2 separate regions of the Homo sapiens genome follow, and region 2 is linked to region 1. The links are chromatin loops, found by intact Hi-C in ENCODE. Cell type or tissue: IMR-90. All regions are shown on one strand. Each heading gives the region's core, and the rest is flanking DNA. Links, peaks and the distances in the headings are about the cores only.

Region 1 (8,835 bases), core at 407-8,406:
ATGAAGCAGGCTGGAGGGCAGAGGAGTGGGCTCTCGGATCCAGGACAGTGGAGGCCCAGCTGGCCCAGCCTTGTATGTCCTTGTGGGACTTGAGCCTTTAGAAGTACAGGCTGCGTCTGCATAACACACAGGGCCTAGTGCTGGGTGAGCACAGGCCATAGCAGCCCCGGGACTGCTGTATTCTCAGCCGCCCACCCTCATGCCTTCTGACCGGTGGCCTCCTGGCCTCTGCCTTGGACCAAACTCCAGCTTCCCTCTGCAGCAGGGGCAGAACATCAGACCAACAAGGCTCCTGCCACGTCCAGATTCTCTGCTGGTCAGAGAGCTTTCTCTTTGGACTCAGAGACATTGAGGTTGGGGATGGCTGTCCCCTGCCAGAACCCTTGCACAGAGAGGAGAAAATATGGCTTTGGAATCTCAGGCTAGGCGCAGCCTTGGTTGTCAGCAGGAAGCGGGAGAAGGCTCTGGGCTGGGCCAGGATCAGCCACTGAAATGGAAGGTTCCCCACCCTGTGACCCCACAGTGCATCCAGCCTTCAGCCTCCCAGCAGCCCAGTGGGGGCAGCCAGAGGAGAGGTGGGTTCTTGACCTAGGGAGCTGGTGGGCTGTTGGCACACGCCCATGGCACCACTGGTGGGCGACAGCTGTCCTTGCTAGCGATATCGCCGGCACTGGGGAATCCTTTGCCTCCAGGCCTCCTGTTGGGTCAGAGAAGGGGAGTTGGAAAACAAGACAGCGCAGCGTCAGTTTGGCAGCCATGGCATCCCCGCTCCTACACGGGGCAAAGAAAAGATTGAGGACGTATTCTTCACAGAAGCCAGCTCTCCTTGGATGCACCTGTGAGTTTGGCAAGAGTGAAGGGAACAGAGACACCCCAGGGCAGTGGGTTTTGGTTTCTTCAATGTTGACCCTTAGTTTGGGGTCTAATCTTCCCTGCTGCTGATGCAGGGTGGCACATGGCTCTTGTTCTCTTGTTCGTCCTGAGCTCTGGCAATCATGTACTTTAGGATGGGGAGGGACTTTGAGGGCAGTTTCACCAGGCATAGCTGGTCAGATGCACCCTATGTGGGCCTCTATCTCTGTGCCCCCAGACCAGGGTCCCTGTTGTGAACTCAAGTCTGTCTTCCCTAGCACTCGGCCAGTTCCTGGAGGATGGGAATCATACCTGATCTGTCTCTGTGTTCCGCTCCCTCTGCCACTCATACCAGTACCTGATGAGCTCTCAGTAAACAAATCACTACGTGCAGCTGGGACTGTGCCTGGGAGTGTCCGCAACATGCAGCCTGGTGCTGGCTGTGCCCTCCCCTCACATGCAGGAGTCCCATTGATTTCCAAGATGATAGGAAGGTTCCGAGGCCCCTAGATGGTTCTGTGACCCCTGGGGATCAGTGGAAGCAGCTATCAGTTTACTGTGGAAACTGGGCCAGCTCACAGGGTCCTGTGTAACCTGCTACAAAACAGGCCAGTTCAAGAGCCATGTGTGGAGGGCTGCGCTCTGCTTTTCTGTGGTTTGGTGGAAATCACCCAAATAAGTAAGAAGGCCATACTGGAACCAGCTAGGAGGAGTGAAATCTGATACCTGCACTGCAGGAAAGAGGGGTGGGGGGAGTTGAGCCGAGGACTCAGTTTGCGCAGAGCCCAAGGCTGAGCCAAGAATGGCATTAGCAGACACCTCGGGCTCTGGAGGTGGTGAAGGGCAGTGCTGATCGTCACTGGTGCTGGAGCCACCCTGGGCAGCATCCCCTGCCTCCATCATTGAGGCCGTCTCAGTACTGTCTGTCCAGGCCGTTTGTCCCCCTGCCCTCAGCAAACGAAATGCCCTAGATGCCGCCTGTGTCTTCGGAGGAGGTTGCAAATGTCTCCAGAGCTAACGGCAGTTAGAGAACACCATGGGCCATGTCCTGGGCTTCCACACCCCCCGCCTTTACTTCCCCCAGTCCATCCTGCAGGCGTCCTCTCTGACCGCACTCCCCTGCCCGCTGCCTGCCTTCCCTCCCTCGTGCCATGGACAGCCTTACTTCCTGAGCTCTCCCCTTGTCCACTCCCCTCTTGGCCTCCGTGGTGTCCACCTCAAGGAGGGACCTGCAGGCAGACATCTCACTGCTGCTCCGGCCGACACAGACACTCTGCTGCCCCCTTGTCTTCTGACTGTACCTGCTTTCCCTGGCCCACTCTGGGGACCTCTGCAGCCCCTTCTTCAAATAGGTATGTGGGCGCTCACACCCCTGAAAAGGCCGTGTGACCACACCCACTAGCTGGGGCCCAGATCCCTCAACAGAACCTCAGCCGAACCCTCAGCCCTACACAGGCATCATTTGGGATTCTGGTCCGTTCCCTGCCTGGTGCCCTGCAGCTGCTCCGCACCTTTCCATCAACAGGGCTGCAGACCCCCAGCCTGCGCTGTCCACCTCGGTGTCAGCAAGTGGCCTCTCCTCCTGCTTCCTGTCCATCTTGCTCGTGTGAGCTGCCGTCCTCCAGCTCCACCGCCTCCTCCTGCCAGGAAGGGAAGCTGTTGGTGCCGCAGGCTTTCCTTGGCTCCCTGTATCCCCAGCCCTCCCTCCACTCCCTCTGCTTCAGCTGTTCCCAGACTTGACTCCCAGATGGCACCTCTGTCCTAAGGTCCGGACCATTTCTCCAGTGGCTCATGCGTAGCAGATCCCTGCTGTCTGATTCACATATCAGACTCTACCTGTCCAAAACAAAGCTGCTTCCTTGCTCTCCAAGGAAGCCTTGTACTCGTACTGTCTCAGTCCTCCTCCCTCCCTCCCTTAGCCATGCATCTCCTTCTCCTTTGCCTTAGGCTGCTCACCTTCCTTCCTGGACCCTGAGCTCACTGAGGACAGGGATCATCCTCTTTTCTCTACAAGCCCGGCACAGGGCCCTGTTCATGCATATCTCTTGGGATTAGATTATTTTATTCAGTTCAGAGATTACAGAACCACCGACAGTGTGTCCTCATAAGCAGCGTGGTGGCAGGGAACCTGGGATTGGAGGCAAGCTCTGGATTCTAGTCCCAAATCTACCTCTAACTCTGGGAAAGCCCTATAAAACCTTCTGAGCCTCAGTCTTCTGAGCTGTAAAACGGGAATAACCACGGCCTTCCCATTTCTCAGGACCTTGAAAGGTGACAAGGGAGGAACGGTGCCACCAGGGCCAGCAGTTCTTAGCCCTTGGTGCACATTGACCGGAGTGCTTTAAGAATTACAGATGGCCCGGCCGTGGTGGCTCACGCCTGTAATCCCAGCACTTTGGGAGGCCGAGGTGGGCGGATCACTTGAGGCCAGGAGTTCAGGACCAGCCTGGCCAACATGGTGAAACCCCATCTCTACTATAAATAAAAAAATTAGCCGGGCATGGTGACACACGCCTATAGTCCCAGGTACTCGGGAGGCTGAGGCAGGAGAGTTGCTTGAAAGTGGGAGGTGGAGGTTGCAGTGAGCTGAGATCGCACCACTGCACCACTCCACCCTAGGTGACAGCGGAAGATTCTGTCTCAAAAAAAAACAAAAAAAAACTACAGATGCCTAGGTCCTTCCCCCAGATATTCTAATTGCTGTCATGAGGATATCAGTGTGTTTTAAAACTTTAACCACTACTTTCAACTCATAGGTGTTATTACCAAGTTCCTGAATTCTATGGCTTGAGGAACTGAGATGGGAGTTATAAAGAGTTTGCAAAACAATATTCCTGGATGATGTGTAATTTGTCTCATCTTTCAGTTCCTTTAAAATCTACCCCCTGGATCAAGCCATCCAAAAGCTGGGTACCTTGGCTATGTTGTACTATGTTCATCTTGCGCCACCCCACATGAACTCTACGGGCTGTTAGAATATCTGCTGCCCTCCATCCAGGTCACAACAGTGCACCCTCGTTTAGGATTCTGTGGCAGTTCATGTTTATCCTGTCACTTGTGACTCCTTTGCTAGGACCCTTGGGAGAGGTGTCTCTGATTCCACCACAGACATATTCTTCTCCCGAGCCACTGTCATAGGATCTCATGGACCCACAAATCATGTTGTAACAGATTTGCCTCTTCCATGCTCTCGAAACGGTAACTCTCAACTCTGGCTGCCTATGACATCACCCAGGGAGATTTTTTAAATTCTCATACCCAGGCTACATACCAGATCTGTGAGATCACAGTCAGTCTCTGGGAGGTGGATCCAGGCATCTGGATTTTTGTAAAGCTCCCCAGGTGGTTCTGATGGGTGTGGCCAAGGTCAGAAGCACTGCCAAGCCTGGAGGCAGATTTGTGGCCCACCTGTAGCCTGTGTATGGCATTTTCTAAATACGGTTTCATGTAGGCAACATTCCCTCCTCCGTTTCCTGCTCCTACACTTGTGATTCTCTCTCCTACTTTTGATTTATGGTGTCTTAATGTATCCTTTTAAGTCCCCTGCAATCCTTTCTGGAACTTAGCAAAGTGAAAACAAATAGAGTAGAAAGGTTCCTGCTTTTCTCTGGCTGGGATCTGGGCACAGCTCCCACCCCAGTCAGCCCTCGCTGGAAAGAGGGTAGGAGCCTCCTGTTTCCCCAGCCACAGTAGCTGGTCAGCAGCCTCGTTCTGTAACCCCACAATGGGTAATTGTAGCTAGTTCTGCCAAGAGCCCTCCAAGATCCCGTAGAAGAGGCTGGTTTGGGCTGAGAGCGGTGGCTGACGCCTGTAATCCCAGCACTTTGAGAGGCCGAGGCAGGCAGATCATCCGAGGTCAGGAGTTCGAGACCAGCCTGACTGACATGGCGAAACGCTGTCTCTACTAGAAAATACAAAAATCAGCCGGGCGTGGTGGCACATGCTTGTAATCCCAACTGTTCGGGAGGCTGAGGCAGGAGAATTGCTTGAACCCGGGAGGCAGAGGTTGCAGTGAGCTGAGATCACACCACTGCACTGCAATCTGGGTGACAGGTTAAAAAAAAAAAAGAAGAAGAGGCTGGTTTGGTTCACAGCATCTGAGTGCTGAGACTGGGCTGGGGGGAGATCAGAGATGGCTAACGATGGTCACCAAAGCGCCACCCAGTTCAGGATTGTGGAAGGCCATGCCCCCCTTTTCCATCTTCCTTGTCCGCTGCCCTCAGTCCCATGCTAAACAGCAGGCGGAGATTGTCAACAAAAGGCTGGAGATGCCCAGGGATGGACTCTTTCCCCAGTCCTGAAAGCCAGGGAGCTGAGGATAGCATGCACATGGGCAGTTTCTCTTAGTGAATGGCGGGTGAGATGGAGGGGCGCACAGCCGTCCAGTCTAGCTACAGAACCTTGTTTGGCACCTGGGCTAGAAATAGCTTCTCCACAAACCTCAGAGTTTATTTTTACGGCAAAATTTGATTTTCTAAGAGGCCTGTCTCCTTGCTTACCTCGCACCTGCTCAGGTGGCTGCGGCTGCCAGGAACAGTGGTGAGTTTGTGTCCTCCGTGAGGGCACCTGGCCAAGGAGACATGGGTGCTGACCCCCAGCCTGTGCTCTGGGAGTGTCGCTGTGCCCTTGAGAGTTCAGAGAGAGGAGTGCCTCTTTCTAACTTGCACAAAAGCATCCATCGGGGAAAGCACCATGTGTGCATCCTGCTCAGGGAAAGCACTGTGTGTGCATACATTGAGTGACCATGCTCTGAAATTGATGGACTTCTCTCCTGTAGGGATGATCTCATTTACTCATACTCAGAGGCCACTCAGAAAGACTTTTAAGCTTTTGTTTTCTAATCATAAATTTCTCCTCTCTCCCTCCAACTCCACCCCTGTCTCTCTCTCTTACAACAGGACAAATAGTGCCAGGAGTACTGGGGACTACAGGATGAATACCCAGCACATGGTGAAACAGAAGAGTGTTGCAACGCTCACTCATTCATTCATTCATTCATTCATTCATTCATTCATTCATTCATCCATCACTTACTGGTAGTCACATTGTACATTGTCCTAGGTCTGGGATCCAGAGAGGTCAGACTTTCGCCCTGCCTGCAAGGAGCTCTCAGTCCGGTGGGGCAGCCAGTACATACGAATTCTTACATGATTAACGCGATCAATTCTTATGTGGCAAATATGTGATAAATGCAGCAAAAAGAATGTATACCAAGTGCTATGGAAGAGCAACTCATTTACTTGACTTAGTGAGCATCTACTATAATGCTAGGCATTGTTGTAGGCACCGGGGGTATCACAGTGACCATATGAGATAAAAACCCCTGACCCAGAGCACACACTTGAGGGGGTGAGAATATTCAGCAACTAGCTTAGTTTGATCAAAACCATAGGCTTCAAAGAAGAGGTGAGTTAAAGCTGGAAATTGAAACCTATGCATTTATATGTGTGTGTGCAGGGAACACTAGGCAATGGGAACAGCTTGTGTAAAAGCCTGAAGATATAAAAAGACCAAAGATATCAGAGCAAAAATGCTAAGGGAAACCTAAGAATTGGGAGACACAGCCTTGAATGCCATGCTAACCCTCCCAAGGTCACTGTCTCATATAATGGGGATGTAGCTGAAAGCTCACAGGGCATTGGCCAGAGCCACCCTCACAGCTAGGTTCCATGTGGACTCCCTGACCCCAAAACAGAGACTCCTTGGCAACTCCCACTCCAACTCCAATTTGTTGGAACCTCTAAGGCTAAAGATAGACGATTTATGTTACCTCCTTCTGTGACCTAGTGCTTTTAGGTTGCAAAGTGTTTTCATAGCTTCCTCTCCTGGATCATGAGAGGGACTCTAGGAGGTAGACAAAAAGGGGTTCTTGTTGCCATTTATTGTACCAAGGAGCAAACCAAAGCCCAGAGAGGTCTAGTATCTTGCTCAAGGTCACACAGCCCATCAGGCAGAGCAGAAACTAGAGTCCTTGTGTCCTGGTTCCTAATACAACCCAGGGGCCCTTCTTGTTCCCATGTCAGCTGCCACTCCTTATTTTGAAGCCTAAAAAGCTCTCAGCAAGTATCAATCACATGCCTGCCTGCCTCCCACGACCATTAGTGCAGCACATACGACGTGTCAAGCCAGGCATTGACCATCTGCTGGGCTGCAATGTGGTCCCAACCCCCACTCAGGAAGAGAACTGAAGGAGTCACGTATGGGCTGCCCTTCTTCCCACCCACCATGACCCAAGAGGCCTAAAGACCATGAGTCAACCAGACCCAGGCTGTCACCCTCCTGAGCCAAGTGGAACAGGTCACAGAATGACCATCGCAGGCTGGAGACCCCTCCACTTGCTCCTAGACCACCTGGAGGCCATTCATGACAGCCGCCAATACCTATTTTCACCCTTTCTTGTAATCAGGCTGGTTGTGAAGAGAATGGGGAGATTTCAGCCTCACACACAGAGCCCGAGCTCACCTGTGGAAGACAGACGTAGCCTAGCAGTCCTCACGGGCCACCCTTGATGTGTTGCAACTCATTTAGATAAAAGTGTCTGGCTCGTAAGGTAGCAGCAACAGCAAAAATCATTAGAAGCACATTTCTGCTTTTACAAAGTAACCTAGTAACAGCACAGGAGGCAACAATTAACCCGGCACTCCGTTCTCTAGGTACACAGGCAGGTGCTGAAAGTGGAAAACGGAAGTCAGAACACAGAGACATTCTGTCCAGGCCCTTCTGGGATCAGCACTCTGGGATGTGGGATGGCCCCGCCAGCCAGAGAGCCACACCCCTGCCATTAGCACAGAGAGGAGGTGTCCTCCCTCTCCATCTCAGAACAGTGTGATTATTTATTTAGCACCAGTTCAAGGCTTTCTGAAATGCATTCGCGGTGCTCTGCCATCTTGCGCAGGTCCTCCCTGAACTACCACTGCTGCCTCTGTGGATCAGATAAAGGAAATCTGGCCTGCACCAGTCTCTGCTGGGCTCTTGCTCCCATCTCTGCAGACTCCTGTTCTCCCTGACCTACCTGAGTGTTCATATCCCACCTTGGGGCACTTGGTCCCGCTGAGCAAGTCTTCCAGAAGCGCCTCTCCCATCCCTACCTATCTCCTGGCAAAGAGCTCCAGGGCCGCCCCCGAGGGAATTCTCTCTCCTCTGATGCCATTATGCCATTTCTCTCCCTGGCACCCTTGTAGTACTTGCTGCTTCCTGGTTCCGGTGTGGTCCTGTCACTGTCCAGTATGCCCAAGGCTCATTCCCACCCCCAGTACTGAGGGCAGCCTGCAGAGCCAAACACCCTACACAGGCTGAAAAGGAATTGATGAATGGAAAAAGTCAGTTCCCACGGCCTCTGGCTGTGCTCCTGGCCCCTCAGCCCCACGTCCTCAGATCCCAGAACTCTCTCAGGAGACTACCGGGAGTCTTTGGTGGCAGGGACTGTCTCAGTCAGTGTGTCTCAGTCACAAAGCCTGGCACAAAGAAGGCTCTCAAATGTTTCTGAGATAAATGAATGATCTAAAGTGGCTCCTTTAACCTGTCTAAATTGTGTGTGAAAGGAGCCAGCCACACCCATCAAGGCAGCTAACAGCTGCCCATGTTAGGGCAGAGGGTGACGCACTGACCCTGCTCTCCCAAGGCCACCACCCCTGGGGACATGGTGCACCCAGCCAGAGCCCTCCTTCCCACTGTTCCAAGCATAGTCCATGGCCCAGGAGGAAGCTAGGCCTCCCAGATCTTGCTAGAACCCAGGCTCTCAGTATGCTCAACATTGCATTCAAGCCATGTTTAGAAAGGTATGTTCCATATTCAGAGGGTCCTCACGGCCTTTGTTCATTCATTCAGGCAACAGCAAGCAGCAGAAAGTAAATGGTCACAAGCACAGCTGCTAGACTGCTTTGGTCCTAACCCCAGCCCTGCCCCTTTCCAGCTGTGCAACCTCTGGGCACAGTCCTTAACCTCCCTGTGCCTCAGTTTCTTCATGTGCAAAATAGAGATTTT
Region 2 (8,835 bases), core at 416-8,415, 52 kb before region 1:
ATAATCCTTGAATAATATACTCATATAAAATATTTAACTAAAAATCTTTTTTACCATAAGCCATGCAAAAATGATAAAATGATTTTTTTTAATTGTAGGGGGTTTGTGAAATTATAGATTACTGTGAAAGGAGTTCATTAGTCAAAAACAGAATTGGAAATGCTGATCTAGAGACACAAAGCCCAGGGATTTCAGGAGGGAGCTGGAGAAGGGGAGAGAAGTGAGGGTGGGGAACAACCAGTCCCCGCCTGCTAAGGAATGTATGGCTTCCTCCTTGGGCGCCAGCAAATACCTCTCTCTCCAGGGCCGGCCAGACCAGGGTCCCATAGCAAATGCCAAAAGCTAGCCAGAGGTGAGGGCATTTAGGAGTGTTGCCTTTGAGTTCATCCTTCAAAGAACGCAACGCTGGGCAGGTAGCAGGGTGAGCCCCCTGCCTGCGTCCTACCCTGGTGTGGGGATAGGGAGTGAGCTGGAGACACAGATGAAAGGAAGCCAGTGTCCCCCCAGACTGCAGCCCCGAAAGGAGCAGCCCTTGGCTGATCCCCGCTAAGCTGCTTTGCCAGCTTGCCTTAGATTAGACTGGGTGTACTGGGTGCAGGCGACATCATTTCTGAGAACTGGCTGTCACATGACTTGGCAGAACAATAGCAGCCAGGTGGAATTTTGTTCCTTGTACCATTTGTGAGCACTGGAAGGACCACAGGACAATAGTGATCCAGGCTGGGTCTCTTTCTTCATAGGGCACAAATCAAAGCCCAGAGAGGTGGGAAGAGGCCGCCCAGGGCCTCAGGGTGGCCAAGAGCATGCTGTGTATACATTCTCCCAGGCTCCCATGTGTGCATTCTTCCAGTGTTCTGGGACAAGGGTGTGTGCCATTTCAAAGATACTGATCACAGAGGATGACTGCACCCTTCCCATGCCTGGGGAGTGCCTTTGAGGTGGGGAGATGGCCTCAGGGTCATGGGAAAGGCTCTTGGGAGGGACAACTGGGTTCTGGAAGGCTGTGGGAAGCGGGGAGGAGGGGATGAGTAGGGCAGAGGGTTAACTTACGCAACAGCAGAAACCATTCTACTGTACTCAGGCTCTGCAGGTGTTTTGTGACCCTCCTGCAGGAACATTTATTTGTATCTGTTCCAGCTGGTTGACCTGCCACAACCCATCCTCAAATGTATCAATCCAAGGTACTATTATTTATGGAATCATTGACTCATGAGCTCCCCAGGGCTCCCCTGCCAAGTGACTTCCCGGCGGCCACTGGTCACCTCCAGGAGCAGGAGCTCCTAGCCCAACTGAGGGGAGGCCCCTCTTCCATCAGCTTTTCCCCTCCAGTTCTGGTTCTTTCTGCCCCTCGGGGTCTCCCAGTGCGCACCTGGTCCGCCTGCTACAGGAAGGCCTTTCAGGCATGTAAAGAAGCAAAGACACCCTCCCCGCTGCTGCAAATAAACGCCCAATCTGCAAGAATGTCTCCTGCCCTGGCTCACACATACTTTTCATGTACTTTTGGCATCTGAGTCACGTCTCTAAATGGGCTGCAGTTTGTCAACATCCCATGGAAAGTATGGCCCGAGAATCCAGTGCAGCACTCAGAGCCGTGACTGGGACAGCAAAGGGCCAGGTTGCCAGCTCTTTCTGCCAAGGTCTCAGTGCACAGCTGGACCCAGCCTCAGCTGACAGCTCTTCTGGAAGCTTCTGTGTTCTAGCGGGGGGTGATACAGTCTGCCATGAGGGTGAAGTACACATGACGCACCCTGAAATCTAACCTCTAACAGAGCCACATGTGTCATTCAGAAAAGAACATTGCTTTCAAGGCCTTTTCTTATTCTAACCAGAAAAGTGATAGCACTCTTTTATAGAGTGATGTGGATTTGAGCCATTAAACGATTTGCTTACTGATACCCAGGCCTCTTGATCTGGCATTTCATATCCCAGGTGACCGCTGCATGGTGCCTCTGAATGTCCCTACTCTTTTTCCCAAAACAGTACCTAACAGGAGCTCAGGTCTCCTGACTCCACAAGAAGGTGCTGGCTAATTGCACAGCCGAAAACTGTGCAAGAGCCAGTTTGAAAGGGGGCCACACGTTGATCATTCTGGGCTGAATATTTTTGCGGCGTTCTATATTTACACCAAAATGGAGGTGAACTTAACAATACGGTGTTACCACAGGAAATGAATGAATCTGTCAAAAATCACTCTTTTACTGAATGACTTCTTTAACCTGAGCTGCCAGAAAAGTCTCTCACAGTGGGAAGTCATGCTTTAGATGGTGTGTCCTGATGAAAAATTGATATTGGCGGAAATAACATTTTTTAAAACTTCTAGGTGTTAACAGTAACTTTGAGTTCTCTGTGAGGCTCAGAGGGGTGGCGTGTTCTGCGTGGCCACATCCGTGTTTATTAGTTTATGGCCTTCTGCTGTGGCATTTCATCATCACAGCAAAATTGCAACCTTTCAGCGCCTGCGGACAGTCACGTTAAAATGGCTTTGAGGGAGAGATGGCTCATGTGGTCAGGCGTTTTGGTGTCACACTCAATTGGCTAAACATAGTAATTTTGGGGTCTATTATTGACTAATTTGGGTAATTCACCTACTGGGAAATATTTTAAGATAAAAATGTAAAATCCTGTCAGTGTATGAGCAAGGTCCTTGATGTCAGTTTTGTGACATATTTTTAAACACTGGAATCTGTTCTGTGGAATATTCTGGCATGTTGTAGTTAAGTAAAACAATGTTGGGAGCCCATCAGCTGTCTGTTTGCCCATCTTCCTGTGCTCATGGAGGCTCCTATCTGGGTGGTTATTTTATACCTGGGCGGCTCCCGTTTAATAGAGAATGCCATTAACAAGCGTGCCAGAGTCTGTCTCTGCCTGCAGCCTTGATTAGCCATCAGCATGCGTGAAAACTCATTTCTTGATTGGTGTCGAAATATGTCACACCCTGATGGAGCATTGCAGGCTATCACTGCTAACGGATTAATGACAGAGCACCTGCCGCATGGCCTCATCCACGACAGCTGCCATCCAGAGAGAACAGAGTTTGGACCGTGTCCGCAGAAGGCCTTGGAGTGTTGACGTGGGCAGGTCTAGGAATCTGCATGGGCAGAAATGTAGGGGAGCTGAGTCACTCTGCGGCAAGTGGCTGTGTCTTCCGCTGTCCCCCTGCATGTGAGGCTTGGGACCTGAAGGCCCATTTTCCCCCAGTGATGTTGCGAGGTAGGTGTTTAGGGTCTGGCATGGGTATAGGATTTCACTAGTTTCCCTCAACTTCTATCCCTCCTTCCTGGCACTCCATAATCACTTTACTATGCTTTGTCTTTTGCTGTGATGGGTGTCCCGGTCTCAGCTCCTCTCGCCTACCTGCACCAACAATGACCACACAACTGTTGTGTGCAGGCACCATTGCCAGAGTGCATCATACAGGTCGTCAGTCCCTTGGAGGCAAGAAAGGTACCTTGTTTACCATCCTACCCCCCGCCACACACACACTTAATTATGTTATATGATTGATACTCAGGGTTTCAGTGGCTGTTGTGAGTCAAATTGTCATTTGTGGCCGAGTGGTGAACAATGTCCCTCTTCTCGTGCCCAAACCTGAGGGCTGAATTGGAACTTGGCATACCCTGAAAATTTCAAAAGATTTTACATGATGCAAGGAATGATTTGGGGCCGTTGGCTCCCCCAACAGAACCAGCAAAGCCTCCCGGTACTTCTTTAGTATTTTGCTTTGCAATGTCCCAGCCTTTCCCTTTAAGTCTCCTTTTCGGACAATATATAGAAAGTTCTACACCACATCTCTCAGCCCAGGTTAAGCGAGGCTGGACTCTGGGTTCTCATCCTGATTCTGCTGCCAGCTCAAGGTATAGCTTTGGTTGGGCTAGTGTCTTCTCTCTGGGCCTTGACTCCCCTGTGTGCACAGCGAGGGAGTTTGGAACTCATGGCCAACTCTTTGGGTGAGGATCGTGAGCATCCACCTCTCCCCAACACCAGCCTGCACTTGGGTACATATGTTCACATACACCCAGGCACGCACGTGTGCATACATGCTCAGCTGGGCCCTGCTCTGTCACTGATGAGCCAGGGCCTCTAAGATCTGTTCTCTCCATGTGAGTTGCTTTTGTGCAGCCCAGGGAGCCATGGTTGCTGGCGCTGGGGCCTTGGTGCCCACATGTCCCTGGGAGAGGTTGCACTGTACAATGATATGTGCTCCTCAGCGTGTAAACCACCACCCAGCCCTGAGGGACAGAGCTTTGGTTGTGGGGGTCTCACTGCATTCTACAGATGTTTCTTTTGTGCTTTCAAAGTAACATAATTGCCTCATCAAAAGTTTGTGAAACAGGCTGGGCGCAGTGGCTCACTCCTGTAATCCCAGCACTTTGGGAGGCCGAGGTGGGCGGATTACCTGAGGTCCGGAGTTTGAGACCAGCCTGGCCAACATGGTGAAACCTCGTCTCTACTAAAAATACAAAAATTAGCCAGGCATGGTGGCGGACGCCTGTAATCTCAGCTACCCTGGAAGCTAAGGCAGGGAGAATTGCTTGAACCTGGGAGGCAGAAGTTTCAGTGAGCTGAGATCGTGCCACTGTACTCCAGCCTGGATGACAGAGCAAGACTCTGTCTAAGAAAAAAAAAGAAAAAAGAAAAAAAAAATTTGGGAAACAGATAGGAGGGGAAGGGAAATCACCTATAACACCCCTTTCCCTTCCAACAGCTACCACTATCATTTTGTAAGTTTCCTTCTAGTGACTTTAAATTTATATTTTTTCAATTTTTTTAATACTTGGCACTGTAATAGGCACTTTACATATATTAACTACTTGAATCTTCTCAACAGTCCTCCTGGATAAAAATGAATGAATCTCATTTTACAGATGAGAAAACCGAGTAGAGGTTGAGTTGCTGGGTATATTCAGCTTGCTGGGGCTGGGATTTGAACCCTTGCCGTGTGACTCTGGACCCTCTCTTCCTTCCACCAGTGCAGTGGTTATCAAATTTCACCTGTCTGAAAGTCACCTGGAAGACTTGTTAAACCTATTCCTGGGCCTCACTTCCAGAGTGTGCGATTCAGTGAAGCTGGGTGAGGGAGGCCTGCCATCCTGCACTTCCAGCAAGCCCCCAAGCAATGCCAGTGTTGCTGGTATGGAAACCATATGTTGAGAACAATTGTACTAGTCCATACTGCTGCCTTGTGAAGACCTCATCCTCTATCCTGATTTCCCCACTCATTCTGAAAGAATTCCACTGTGTTACTATTTGGCTTCACACAGATCACTTACAGTGACTACATGAGATGACGCATGTTCTAAAAGGAATCTATTGCTTGTTTGATGCTTTGGAATTCACAAACCTGCCTTAGCTCAGAGCCCAGGAAAATCACCCACAGTTAAATCCCTCCCTGAGAAGGACTCTCTGGGCCCTCCAGCTGGCCCAAAAGGGACAGGTGCCTGAGATCATTACATCAGTGCCCAGTGCCGTTCAGTTACATAAATCTGACCCATTCTTCAAGGCACTGTTCAGCTTTCACATTCCCCAGGAAACTCACCCTGCCTACCTCAGCCCACAGGATCTCTTCCTTGCTGCGCCCCTGATGCCTGTGCTACTGTGGTCAGTGGTCTAGGTTAGAACCCGGGAACTAATTTTTTCTCTTCTAGATAGTGAGCGGCCCTTGGGTAGCATTTGGTCCAGCCTTTCCATTTTACAGATGGTAAAACCGAGGCCCAGAGGCAAAAAGAATTGTCTCAGGTCAGAGTGCTGTGTCTATAAACTCCATTTTGAATTAATTCTTGACAAACACAGTTAGACCTTACAGTTGGTTTACATTTACTTCTTAAAATGACTTCCCAGATATCCCTACACTGAAAGGATGCAGACTTGAAATAGACGGACACAACAGATACTCCTTTCTCCGTGCTGTGCAGCCTGGAGAGTGTCCCCAGAGCTGCTGCAGTGGTCTTGCTGGAAAACCCCTCTAGCACCTGTGTAGAAGCATCAGGAGGAGCTGCCTCTATTCTGTGTCCCATTCCAGACATTTCAGAGGTGTATGTGGAGTCCATGGCACCAACAGGTCTTCCTACTCTCCCGAGGCTGGAGCTGAGTTTACAGGTGTCCAGAGTTGGCAGATGGGTCCTTTATCTAAATGTGTGACCCTGTGTTCAGAGCTCAAGGCATAGAACAGCAGTGCAGTGAATAAGACCACAGCTGGTTTTTCTCCGTGGGAAGGAAATATGCCTGGAGGCTTCTGATTTCATTATCTAACAAGTGTATTTTCTCTGATGTGGGCTCAAAATGGGGAAAGAATAATTATTCCCAGCAGCCCCACCTCTGCCGTCTCCCGTTCCGGGACTCCCTTGACAGGCTCCTCGCCAGCCCTGCTCCTCCGCCGGCAGCCGCCCCTCAGTAGCTGCCGTGAACATGGGCAGTGGGAGATTATTCTTCATTTCAATTTCATTCTTTTTTTTCTTATTAAAAAAGCAGTGAAGGCCGGGCGCGGTGGCTCACGCCTGTAATCCCAGCACTTTGGGAGGCCTAGGCGGGTGGATCATTGAGGTCAGGAGATCGAGACCATCCTGGCTAACACGGTGAAACCCCGTCTCTACTAAAAGTACAAAAAAATTAGCTGGGCGTTGTGGCGGGCGCCTGTAGTCCCAGCTACTCGGGAGGCTGAGGCAGGAGAATGGCGTGAACCCGGGAGGCGGAGCTTGCAGTAGTCAGCCGAGCCGAGATTGCGCCACTGTACTCCAGCCTGGGCGACAGAGTGAGACTCCATCTCAAAAAAAAAAAAAAAAAAAAAGCAGTGAAAACACATGTTCATTATTTAAAAATCAGAAAATATGAACCAAAAAGAAATGAATGAAAATACCTCATAATACCACCCGCCCCAGGGATAACCACAGTTTAAAACTATGGACGTCAATTCCAGATCACCATTTCTCGAAGTTTCCTCAATCTCTTTCTTGTTTCGGGTTTTGATGCACATATAAACACGCTATTTAGTGCTATCATTTCATTTTACTGTACATGAAAGTATGCTTATGCATAGTGGAATCTGCTTTTTTCACTTAGAGAATCTTGGGTACCTTTCATGTCAATGGTTGAAAAATCTAATTCGTCCTTGTTAAATAGTATTTAATAATTAATAATGCCAAAGCATTGATTGACATAATCTGCCTTTATTGGTTATTTAAATTATCTTCAAATTTTGCCCTACGAGCAACACACCTATCTGTGCTCTTAGCTGGTTACAGTTATTTCCCTGGTTATTTTTTAAATGGGGAAGCTTTCTATTCATTTGTTGGAGGAAATATTTTCCAGTCACATGCTGTGTGCCAGCCATGGTGCCCCATTCTGGGGATTCAACAGTGCCTGAGACAAGGTCCCTGTCCTTGCACTTCTGGAAAAGGGGCATGGCTTATCAGTAATACACATGTAGATTTAAAAGACCATTGCAGATTGTGATAAGTGCTGTAAAAAATCAACAGGGTGGTGGGATTGAGGGAGAAGGCAGCGGAGCTCCTGTGACAGAGCTCAGGGAAACCTCTCTGAGGAGGCGTTTTTGAGCTGAGACCTGCAAGAGAGGCAGCCAGGGCTGGAGGAGCTGTGCAGGTGCTGAGGCAGGAGGGGCTGGTGCCCCTGAGGCTGGAAAGGCAACAGAGCAGAGGGAGTCGGGGGCAACTGGTCTAAGAAGAAGTTGAAGTTGGCTGGAGCCAGGTCACTCAGGTTTCCATTGGCTGCAGCCAGTATGTATATTTCATTCCAAGAACTATCAATGGCAGGGAGGATGAAGAGACAGGAAAGGGCATGGTGAGGGAGACAGGGGTTGCGAGTGGGGGAAGGCACAGAGAAAGGAAGGAATCAAAGGGGACTTTGGGGTTCATCCAGGAGGGTCCTGGTGCTGATTCCTTGCTGACATTCAGAGTGTGTGCCCTCCGTTGTCTTGATAAAGGGAGGGGAGCACCTCCTGCCGTCTGGCCGGTGCCCCTTCTGGTGGCAGAGCACCCTTGGGTCAGCGAGCGCTTTTCTGCTCCTGCAAAGTCCCGCCAGCCTCTAAGAGGGTGGATTTCTATGCCAGAGGCCTGGGTCTCCACCAGCAAAAGAGTAAGTTCTATGGCAAGAAACCCCTCCAGAACATGTGTTGAAATCCTTTTGCAGAGTTACCAGTGCACCTGAATTATGGTGGCTACAAAGCTGCTAGGGCATTCCCCGGATCCGAGCTTGGAGGAGGCCAAGCCTGGGCAATTTTTCTGACTTTACTGCACCATCATCCCCATGAGGGAATCTGGTGTTGGGGGAGGAGGGGCAGGGAGTGGCCGCGGAGGCCACTGGCTCATACTTGACCTGGCAGTGCTGTCCAGGTGTCCTGGCACCTGTGGGACATTGGTCTGGGGACAAAGTACATCCCCACAGCAGCTGGTAAGAGAAGGGTGCTGCCTACGTTATGTAGGCAAATGGATTTCCAACTAAATTTCACAAAGCAATGATGGTGTCTTGACAAAAAATGAGCGCTGGGCAGGGTGGCTTACACTTGTAATCCCAGCACTTTGAGAGGTTGAAGTAGGAGGACCGCTTGAAGCCAGGAGTTCAAGACTAGCCCAGGCAACATAATGAGACTCCCATCTCTACGAAAAAAATTTTTTAAAAATTGCTGGGCATGGTGGTGCACACCTGTAGTCCGAGCTATTCCGGAGGCTGAGGAGGGAGACTTGCCTGAGCTCAAGAGTTTGAGGCTGCAGTAAGTTACAATCACACCACCGCACTCCAGCCTGGGCAATAGAGCAAGACCATGTCTCTAAGAGAAAAAATGAACAGTTAACTGTTCAAGATCCAAGTGCAGTAAGTTTCGTT

The links. A loop is a pair of places that touch in the nucleus more often than their neighbours do. Peaks named below come from ENCODE experiments on the same cell type or tissue, not always from the same donor. Only the 100,000 strongest peaks of a DNase experiment are listed, where the experiment ranks them.
Region 2: it touches region 1 in a loop (6-fold over the local background); 2 of 110 quality-filtered maps call a loop at or near these places.

Annotation. Positions count from the first base shown.
Region 1 is chr2:23,476,996-23,485,830 of GRCh38, forward strand. All of the region lies in intron 2 of KLHL29 (kelch like family member 29), which reads left to right. Among named protein-coding and RNA genes, the nearest start is that of LINC02923, 94 kb to the left of the region's middle. In IMR-90, for the core only: no CTCF peak of the experiment used is centred there; a DNase peak (open chromatin) is centred at 4,086; H3K27ac peaks cover 993 bases.
Region 2 is chr2:23,425,139-23,433,973 of GRCh38, forward strand. The region is part of intron 1 of KLHL29 (kelch like family member 29); the gene reads left to right. Among named protein-coding and RNA genes, the nearest start is that of LINC02923, 42 kb to the left of the region's middle. RefSeq lists an enhancer at 450-950. In IMR-90, for the core only: no CTCF peak of the experiment used is centred there; DNase peaks (open chromatin) are centred at 953, 1,593 and 5,273; H3K27ac peaks cover 2,210 bases.